Regions from separate parts of the Homo sapiens genome. Here region 2 is linked to region 1. The links are chromatin loops, found by intact Hi-C in ENCODE. Cell type or tissue: MCF 10A. All regions are shown on one strand. Each heading gives the region's core, and the rest is flanking DNA. Links, peaks and the distances in the headings are about the cores only.

Evidence for each region. Hi-C counts contacts between places; a loop is a spot of excess contacts. Peaks named below come from ENCODE experiments on the same cell type or tissue, not always from the same donor. Only the 100,000 strongest peaks of a DNase experiment are listed, where the experiment ranks them.
Region 2: a loop joins it to region 1, with 12 times the contacts of the local background. A loop is called at or near these places in 2 of 110 quality-filtered maps.

What each region holds. Positions count from the first base shown.
Region 1 is chr9:87,373,662-87,379,045 of GRCh38, forward strand. No RefSeq gene overlaps it. Among named protein-coding and RNA genes, the nearest start is that of DAPK1, 120 kb to the right of the region's middle. In MCF 10A, for the core only: no CTCF peak of the experiment used is centred there; DNase peaks (open chromatin) are centred at 490, 1,910 and 2,200.
Region 2 is chr9:87,461,387-87,466,770 of GRCh38, forward strand. No RefSeq gene overlaps it. Among named protein-coding and RNA genes, the nearest start is that of DAPK1, 34 kb to the right of the region's middle. RefSeq lists enhancers at 3,420-3,659, 4,501-4,550. In MCF 10A, for the core only: no CTCF peak of the experiment used is centred there; a DNase peak (open chromatin) is centred at 2,915.

The sequences.
Region 1 (5,384 bases), core at 172-5,171:
ACTCAGGAGGCTGAGGCAGGAGAATCTCTTGAACCTAGGAGGTGGAGGCTACAGTGAGCTGAGATCGCATCTCTGCATTATAGCCTGGGCAACAAAGCGAGACTCCATCTCAAAAACAAATATATAAACAAATAACATGACATCTTATTTTCTGGGTTCTTCTCACTTCCTTCTCTACTTTGTCTCTGAGTCCATTTTTACATCTCTGAAAATCATTCCGAGGCACTGAGCGATTGTCTGAGGATGTCTGCTACTGTTTTTCACAGCCATCTGCCATCTTTGCTGGCTCTTCATGTTTTCCCTGGACTCTTTTTACCTTGTCTTAGAACTCATCTGAGCCTCAGGGTCTACTTGAGATAGAAACGAGGTGTCTTAGGACAAGCTCTACCCAAGGAAGGAATTCAGGCCACAAGGAGGCTCTGAATGTCCCAGCCTGCTCATCCCTGGGTGAACACAGCTCTGGCTATGATTCAGAGCTCTCCTGAAAGTGTAACCACCCAAGGGGTTCACCTTGCCTGCTGCTTAGACAGAGCTGATTCATCAAGACAGAGGAACTGCAATAGAGAAAGAGTAATTCACGCAGAGCCGACTGTGCGGGAGACCAGAGTTTTATTATTACTCAAATCAGTCTCCCCGAGCTTTCGGGGAGCAGAGTCTTTAAGGATAACTTGGTGGGTGGGGGGAAGCCAGTGAGCCAGGAGTGCTGATTAGTCAGGGATGAAATCGCAGGGAGTCAGAGCTGTCTTCTTGCATTGAGTCAGTTCCTGGTTGGGGGCCACAAGATCAGATGAGCCAGTTTATTGATCTGGGTGGAGCCAGCTGATCCCTCAAGTGCAAGGTCTGCAAAATATCTCAAGCTCTGATCTTAGGAGCAACTTAGGGAGGGTCAGAATCTTGTAGCCTCCAGCTGCATGACTCCTAAACCATAATTTCTAATCACGTGGCTAACGTTAGTCCTACAAAGGCAGTCTAGTACCCAGACAAGGAGGAGGTCTGCTTTGGGAAAGGGCTGTTACCGTCTTTGTTCAAACTATAAAGTAAGTTTCTCCCAAAGTTAGTTCAGCCTATGCCCAGGAATGAACAAGGACAGCTTGGAGGTTAGAAGCAAGATGGAGTCAGTTAAGTTAGATCTCTTTCACTGTCTCAGTCATAAATTTGCAAAAGCAGTTTCAAAAGCTGTGCTTGTCAGTTGGCCTCACATCTGCATGTCTACTTCAGTGGCTACAAAATTTCTAGAGCTTAGCACCTTTCTCCACTTTTGTTGGACACCTGGCTCATCCCACAAGTACTTCTGCAAATATAATTTTTATTTAAGTTGTTTACTTTCCTCAGAAACTAGAGCATCATTGAGGGAGCAAATGTCTGTAAAACATTTAGGGAGCAAATGTCTCAATCCCGAGGCTGAAGCATGAAAGCCTGACACTGCTCCAAAGTACGAGCTTGCTCTCATGACAACTTTAGGTTCAAGATCAACAGTTGGTGATATTTAGGGAAGGCCTTGCTTTGTTTTGGTGTGTAGTTAAGCATCACTCCTGTTGAAGAGTTTTACACACACACACAGACACACACACACACTAGAGAAATACAGAGAGTAGAAGGTAGATACGCAGGTATGCAGAGTATGTGGAGATACAGCATCAAGGTCAGAAACATCACTGGGGTCCAAACTCAAATGGCTTCACAGCCTTCCAAGGAACATTAATGTGTAAATGTGGTTGGGGGTGGGGGGGTGCGGGAAAGAGGACAATAGGGAAAGATAAGAGCTGCACGGGAGAAGAGAGTGCCCAAAGTCTTCAAATTTCAATGATTTTTAATTCATACTTTGAGACATATCTGCAGGCAGCAGAGGCTTGAAGATCACAGCCTGAGACATCCTGATTCTGTCATGCTGCCAGAACATTGCCTCCTCTACTGCTGTTGTTGGCACTAAACCTTACTGCCCAGACTGCCATCCAATTAGTAATAGGATTCATCAACACTTTTGAATTAAGTGAGGGGGGAGGTACAGAAAGATGTCATTCATTCATGCCCACCATCATAGGAGATGCAACCTTCATAAAATAAATCCATGCCCTCAACCAGCTAGGGAACAATGTGGGGACGTAGGGTTTGTAAATAAGGGCCGGATTACAAAGCAGTGCAGGATCAGTGTAAACAAGCCTGGCATGGAAAAATACCCATCATGGGGTGTGAGAGTATGATGGATTCTTTCCAGATGTGGTCAACTAGAAAAACATTACGAAAATATTTGGGGCCGGGCACAGTGGCTCACACTTATAATCCCAACACTGTGGAATGCTGAGGCAGGAGGATTGCTTGAGCCCAAGAATTCATGACTAGCCCAGGCAACACAGAGAGACCCCGTCTGATAAAAGAAACTATCCGAGCATGGTGGTACACAGCTGTAGTCCCAGCTACTTGGGAGGCTGAGGAAGGAGGATCACTTAAGCCTAGGAGTTCAAGGTTGCAGTGAGTTCTAATCATGCCATTGTACTGCAGCCTCAGCAACAGAGTAAGCCCCTGCCAACCCCCACCCCCAAAATTGGGATTTTTTACTGTGCTTGAAAAAATAAGTCGGATTTTAGAGAGAGAGTAGTGTAAGGTCAGTCTTCTCATTTATTGCAAAAACTATTATTTCAGACATTAAAATTACAAATGGACATTCACGCTGCCTCCACAGACCAACTGAGCTTATCTATGGAGCTTGATAAAGATGACAAAAAGAGTTAATGAAAAAGGTTTCTGAAGTCTGGAATGAAATCTAGAGGTGGGTTCTAGGAGCACAGATGACCCAGATTAAAGAAAACAGACAAAGCTGTGTAGACAGCTCTTCCCTATCACTGTGAAATCTGCCAGAGAGCCCAGACACCACTCCTGATCTCCCAGCTACAACAGCAGTACCAACAGCTTGGATAACTCATCCCAAGGAGAGTCTAAACTATCCAGAAAGTATAGATCTGTCAAAATATTTGTGTAAGCTTGGCAATTTTGAGCTGCTTATTAATAGGTTTTTTTCCAACTCAATTTTCAGTGCAAAGTTCCATAATTAACCTTCCAACAACACTTCATTTTGGTTGGAGTTAAAAATCTTCACAAAATAAATAGAATTCCTGGTATAGCTACGATCTGAGGGCCTTTAAATGATTCGCATGCAACATCCTGCCTTCATCATTGTAATTGTGAGGGTTCTTGGATTACAAGCAACCAAAACCAGATCAAACTAATTTAAGTAAAAATAGATTCTATTGGCTCATAGAATGGGAAGCAAGTCTCCAGAAACAGATCTTATGAGGGAGTAAGAGCTAAATGTTAGTCTCTCTGGGGTAATACCCTTGAATGAATGAGCACTAATTGCTTTTAATCTCGGCCTAACACTCAACTTCCACAGGGAGAGTGTGACTGAACTTGGGTCACGTGTTTACCTCATGGTAGGTAAATGGGAAATGCCTTGGACACCAGTCCCCATCAGCATTATCCCCAATAGAAGTTTTGTTTTCCAAAGGGAAATTGAGGTGCAATTTTGCAGGGAGAGAGGATGGATCATTGACACTCAAAAACAATGGAGCACCATGTGTAATTGCAGCATCACTGGAATTACGATGCCCATATTACCTTTGGAAGATGGTAAGATTTTTGAGTGTTTTATCAATTGTAGTAATGCTGTGTTTAAATGCTGCCTAGACATCATCCAGCTCTGTGACCATTACCCTGAGCTAACTTATAGTATTGTAGGCTATAAGGACAGTAACACAACATGGAGTCACTATCTTCAGAATAAGATGATGCTTTTAAACATTAGCGAACCTCCCTAGCCTTCAAAAGATCATTTGGGTGAATTTCAAGGAGTAGGCAAGGAAAAGAAAAATATTAACAATATGCTTTTTCTGGTATTTTTGACATGAAGTTTGAGGGAAATTAGCATCTCTTGAAAACTTCTCTTCATGACTTTTCAGATTTCTGTTGATTTTAGACTCATGTCACCCATCAGTTGTCTTTAGCTTAATCTGCTGTCACCAGGAGCACTAGTATGATATGTTGTTCTTTTGATTAAAAAGGAGATCTTTATATTTAAGTATAAAATTTTGGAAAATCTTTTAAAGACAGAATGATCTCCCTAGCAGAGTGGCGATTCCCTTTCTCCAGAAAGTTGTCAACTAAAGACAACCACTGGTAAGAGGACAGCAGTCGTGTGTTGTGTCATGAGTGGCCAGATCATGTAACCTTCATGTCCATTTCAATAATAAGATTCTGTAGTTCTAAATCTGATTAATGCCAACGTGGAATCTCAAAACACAGCCTGACAGTCAAAGAAAAGGACTTACATTTCAGAGGGTATCATCAATTTTGCCTGAAAATAGCTTAAATCATTTTAAAAATCAACCTGATGAGGCTGATAAGTTGGATTTATTTATGAAAAATCATAAATAATAGAAAGTATGATGTGTTTGTTCTGCAAGACAGGGTGTTGTTTTTAGCCAGCGTATTAGGGTTCTCTAGAGGGACAAAACTAATGGAACCCAAATATATATAAAGGGGAGTATATTAAGTATTAACTCACATGATCTCAGGGTCCCACAATAGGCTGTCTGCAGGCTGAGGAGCAAGGAAAGCCAGCCTGAGTTCCAAAACTGAAGAACCTGGAGTCTGATGTTCAAGGGCAGGAAGCATCCAGCACAGAAGAAAGATGTAGGCTGGGAGACTAGGCCAGTCTCTCTTTTCACATTTTTCTGCCTGCTTATATTCTAGCTGCGCTGGCAGCTGATTAGATTGTGCCCACCCAGATTAAGGGTGGGTCTGCCTTCCCCAGCCCACTGACTCAAATGTTAAACTCCTTTGGCAACACCCTCACAGACATACCCAGGATCAATACTTTGTATCTTTCAATCCAATCAAGTTGACACTCAGTATTAGCCATTACAGCCGCTCTTCTCCAGCAGTTGAAGCAAGTGATTCTAACCAAAACAAGAATTTTCAAATAGAAAATGACTTAATTGTTAATGATATTTCTAAGTTCTTTATTTATAGTTTGAAGTCATAGAACAGCATGATAGCATATTGAAGTATTATCAATTGCACTAAAACAGACATTATCCAAGACCAGCAAAAGTGGATTGGGAACATAAAAATTTTATGGGGTTATGAAAAAAGGAAAATAAAAAGCCCATAAAACTGCTTAAGAGTATAAATGTAATGATTTCATGATAAACTATCTTTTAATGTATAAAATTAAAGCACTAAAACAGACATTATCCAAGACCAGCAAAAATGGACTGGGAACATAAAAATTTTATGGGGTTATGAAAAAAGGAAAATAAAAAGCCCGTAAAACTGCTTAAGAGTATAAATGTAATGATTTCATGATAAACTGTCTTTTAATGTATAAA
Region 2 (5,384 bases), core at 272-5,271, 88 kb after region 1:
TCAGGTTTTTTTCTAATCAATTTTTCTCTCCTAATTCTATTATATTGAAACTTATTTTTCAAAATCTGTTCCTTGTTGCCATAGTGATCAGCTCCCGATGTGAAATTATATCACACTGGCTCTCTTTCAAGTTTCAATAATGTGCCGTCACCACCCACTTCTCTTTTAAAATGTTTAAATCCTCTAATCAGTGAGCATCTTAATAGCCTCACTTTTGGGGAACTGAAGTAGGAGCTGGGAGCTGAGGAAAAGGTATTGTATGGAAAGTGGGAGTGAAATGAAAGAAATAGAAAAATGTGAACTTTGAAAATAAATTAATTTATCATAGAAAATAAGATTCGACCTTCCACATATAGCAATTTCCTCTTTCCAACATACCTCAAATGTTAATTTTATAAATGATATGCTAGGGCCAGGCGCGGTGGCTCATGCCTGTAATCCCAACATTTTGGGATGCCAAGGTGGGTGGATAACTTGAGGTCAGGAATTCGAGACCAGCCTGGCCAATATGGTGAATCCCCATTTCTATTAAAAGTACAAAAAAATTAGCTGGGCGTGGTGGCACACGCCTGTAATCCCAGCTATTTGGGAAGCTGAGGCAGGAGAATCGCTTGAACCCAGGAGGCAGAAGTTACAGTGAACCGAGATTGAACCACTGCACTCCAGCTTGGGCGACAGAGCAAGATTCTATCTAAAAAAATAATAAAATAAAAATAAAAGTAATAAAAAATATATAAATGATATGCTAATGGGTGAATTGAACTTTAACTGAAAATGAGAGTAATTTGAGAATGAAGGTATATGGTCTGTATTAAAACTCATAAGAATACCCTTAATATAGAAGTAATCTTTACAAAGCAATGAGGAAAAAAATATTCACACTTCAATAAAACAATGGGAAATAGGTATAGATAGCCAGTTTACAAATGAAAAAAGTAAAATACTCAATAGACACATAAAAGAATGTTCAATTTTGCTAGTAGTCCAAGAAATAAAAATAAAACAAGATGCCATCTTTTGCTTGATGATTTATAAAAATCTCAAAGGATGATAATGCCAATATAGCTAGAGTTTAGAAAAATAAGCATTGAATAAACAATGATATTTACACTAGCTTTTTTTTTTTTTTTTTTTTTTGAGACAGAGTCTTTGTTTCACCCAGGCTGGAGTGCAGTGGCTCGATCTCGGATCACTGCAACCTCCGCCTCCTGGGTTCAAGCCATTCTCGTGCCTAACACTCATGAGTAGCTGGGATTACAGGTGCCCGCCACCACGCCCAGCTAATTTTTTGTTTATTTAGTAGAGACAGGGTTTCACCATGTTGGCCAGCCTGGTCTCAAACTCCTGACCTCAAGTGATCTGCCCGCCTCGGCCTCCCAAAGTGCTGGAATTACAGGCATGAGCACCAAGCCTGGCCTCTTAGCTTTGTTTTCATTAAAAAAAAAAAAAAAAAAAAAAGGCCAGGCTTGGTGGCTCATGCCTGTAATCCCAGCACTTTGAGAGGCTGAGGCAGGCGGATCATGAGGTCTGGAGTTCGAGACCAACCTGGCCAACATGGTGAAACCCCATCTCTACTAAAAATACAAAAAATGAGCCAGGCATGGTGGCACACACCTGTAGTCCCAGCTACTCAGGAGGCTGAGGCAGGAGTATCGCTTGAACCTGGAGGCGGAGGTTACGGTGAGCCCAGATCACACTACTGCACTTCAGCTTGGCAACAGAGCGAGACTCCGTCTCAAAAAAAAAAAAAAAATGGAACCAACCTCAATGTCCACCAATAGGGAAGAGTTATAGAAATTATAATTTAACTACATGATGGAATGTTCTCAAACCATTGAACATGAAAATGATGACTTCATCTGTATTTCTTGACATTAAACGATCTCATATTGACATGGAAAGATATCCATATAACATGTGGCAAACAAGAAAAAAAAGCAGATGGAGACTAGGAAGACTTCTGAAAATACCCTAGGATAAATGAATGTGTGTGGATCTCCACAGAAACACGTTTAGATGCTGCCACACCAAAATATGAACTGTGGTTACTGCTGAAAGATATACTTATGAGTGATTTTTATTTTATAAATGCTGTGTTATGTGAATATTTATATTCAGCAGGTTGAAATCAGGTTAGCAAGAGAAATATTTCCATTTCCATTACACACAGGATAATTTTCTTACAAAAAAATTTAAGACATAAGTTCCCAGACATGTAAAGCTATGAAGACTGAAGCAGACCTTGAAAATCTTAGTCCTAAAAGGAAGTGGTGGTGATTGGGTTGGGGAAAGTTTGTGGAAATCCCTGGTACGAATCTGTTACTGAACACGTAGTTATTGACTACGAACCTGGACTTAACCCTCTCATTTTACAAGAAAGGAAGGCCAGGCCAGGCGTGGTGGCTCACACATTCCCAGCACTTTGGGAGGCCAAGGTGGGTGGATCACGAGGTCAGGAATTCAAGACCAGCCTGGCCAAGATGGTGACACCCCGTCTCTACTAAAAATATTAAAATTAGCCTGGCATGGTGGCAGGTGCCTGTAATCCCAGCTACTCGGGAGGCTGAGGCAGGAGAATCGCTTGAACCCAGAGGACGGAGGTTGCAGCGAGCTGAGATCGCGCCACTGCAGTCCAGCCTAGGTGACAGAGTGAGACTCCATCTCAAAAAAAAGAAAAAAAGAAAGAAAGAAAGGCCAGACTCTCAAGGGTGAAGGTGCTTGCTCTAGGTCACAGGAGTGAAGGGAGGAACTGGCATTTCCTGACTCCGAGTCTCTGGTTTTCTCACCCAAACATGCCACCCCCATTGTGCAAACTGGCTTTTCCCTCCAGCAATTTCGAGTGGCTGTCTATTTTGTATAGCGAAAGGAGGTTTTTGTAGTGGATGACAAATCTTGAGCTAAAAAAGAAACATAGTATGACTCAAACAGTGAGCTGAGTTTACATAGAAATTATAGGCCTGTGCTGCTGTTTGGTAAGATTTTGGAACTAATTACTAGGTATTCCCAAAACAACACTTCTCTGGGCATCACGTGCATTTCTGAAAATTTCCTGAGGGTGATTGCTGGCCAAGAGCATTTCCTGCATGAAAATCCGAACAGTTTCTTTTTTATTGTTACACTCTGATGCAAGATTTCTAAGAATCTTTCTGTGAATCAAAGACTTCACTAGAAATAATGCTGTGTGGAGTCCCTTTACTACCTAGGGACCTATTCAGCTAAACAAGCATTTCTGTTGCAATGTAAATCAACTTTCTGGAATCAAAGAGATTCCAGTTTAAATTTGTCTATAACACACATGAGTGTGAGTAGAGTGGTTGAATGGGGAAAGCCCAGTCTTGAACTGACATGTCTTAGAACACTGAAAAATGTCACAAGTTATGTCTGTGTTTCTGCTGGTGTCTCCTGTGAACTCTCACATCTGGCCTCAGCCACATTCTCCAAGGGGGTGCACCCCACACTCTTCCTTTCCGTTTGGTGTTTTCTTTGCTTTCTGATGATACTTGGGGACCTTGTCCTTGCTGCCGGTGCCCATCAGAGGAAGGTCAAAGTCCATTCCCAAGACTCTCTTGGATGCTCCCAATGGTGTCAAGCCTCAATGATAGCTGGTGATGCATTCTCTGGAGACTGGGGAGAAAGCTTGGCTGATACTGGGCCACAATTTGTCACCTGAAGCTGAAGGGAGCTGAGTCTTGAGAAAGAAAAATCTTTTATCTGAGGAATGCAAGTCTCTCAAATTATCAGGCCCAGAAACACATTTAAATTTAACAGCAGTCATCTCACTCCCCTTTGAGCTAAATAATTACCTCTTAGAGCCTGAGGCCAAGTAGTCATAAAATGCCATACACTCTATAGTTGAAAAGTGTATAGCCAATCACTAACCAATGTTATTTCTGTAAACCAATGAGAATTCCTGACAAACAACTTTAGTAATCAGCCCCTTCTCCTGATTTTTTTTTTTCATTAAAAAATGTGAGCCTCCGCCTGTAATCCCAGCACTTTGGAAGGCGGAGGCGGGCGGATCACGAGGTCAGGAGATCGAGACCATCATGGCTAACACGGTGAAACCCCGTCTCTACTAAAAATACAAAAAAAAAAAAAATTAGCCGGTGTGGTGGCGGGTGCCTGTAGTCCCAGCTACTAGGGAGGCTGAGGCAGGAGGATGGCGTGAACCTGGGAGGCGGAGCTTGCAGTGAGCCGAGATAGTGCCACTGCACTCCAGCCTAGGCAACAGAGCGAGACTCCATCTCAAAAACAAAAACAAAAACAAAAACAAAACAAAACAAAACAAAATGTGAGCCTCTCTTTTGTTCTTCGAAGCACTCCCCAAGGCAACTTGGAAGTGTCTTCTCAGCTGCAGTCCTTAACTTTTGCACTTGAATAAACTCTCTTTAAACTAGATTCTGACCTTTTTGACTATTTTAAATTGGCAGTCTGCACCAATGTCTCCACCAGAGCCAGGAAGGTGGAGACCCAGCACCAAAACACCCTCCCAATTCTCTCTTTCCTCCAGGCCAAGATAACCATCCTTATCTTTTATTTAACAATACACAGGCCTGATGCAAATCAGCTCATGCAAATCACACCTTCAAGACCTGCCCCCAGCTCACTGGACGGGTCTAGACCAGTGCGAATGAGCTCAAATAAGGATCTTGGCTACATGCATTTCCCTTGTCATTTTATACTCCAAAGCAAAAACCTGTTTTGGAAGAATGAAACCAGTTTGCATGGTGCTAAAAAAAGTTTAACACCTGGCTGCCCTAAAAATTTTCAGGTCAAGTTCACCGTGAAGGGAATGCAAAATGCAACACATAAACATAGCTCTGAAAACCAACGAAGACACAAAAACCAAACAATGAAAATATTGTCCCTTCCTCTGGTTTAAATATGTCATTTCCATAAGACCAGATCAAGTCGCTGTTGGACAACTTTTTAAAAGATAGCAACAGTTTAAGCTTAATTTCATTTTAATTTTTCAAAGTGAACTTTAAAAAACACCTTATGTGACTTCCATGAATACACTGAAACACCGTGTTACAGAGCAGCTAAAATAGGAGACCTGGCTCCATTTCGATAATAAATGGTTGGGCTCACTAATGCGCTCAGATCGATGTCAAGCATGGGGGATTATCTACATAAACACACAAACTTTAGCACCTCTAAATTTGACTACTCAGACATAAATGTGACTGGTCTAAGAGAAGATCAATGTTTATAGCCTTAAAGTCACTCAATATTTAATTTAAATGCAAGCTGGTTTATGCCTGAAGCCAATGCCTGACATTTTAGATTTTTTTTTTTTTTTCTTTTTTTTGAGACGGAGTCTGGCTCTGTCATGCAGTGGCATGATCTCGGCTCACTGCAACCTCTGCCTTCTGAGTTCAAGC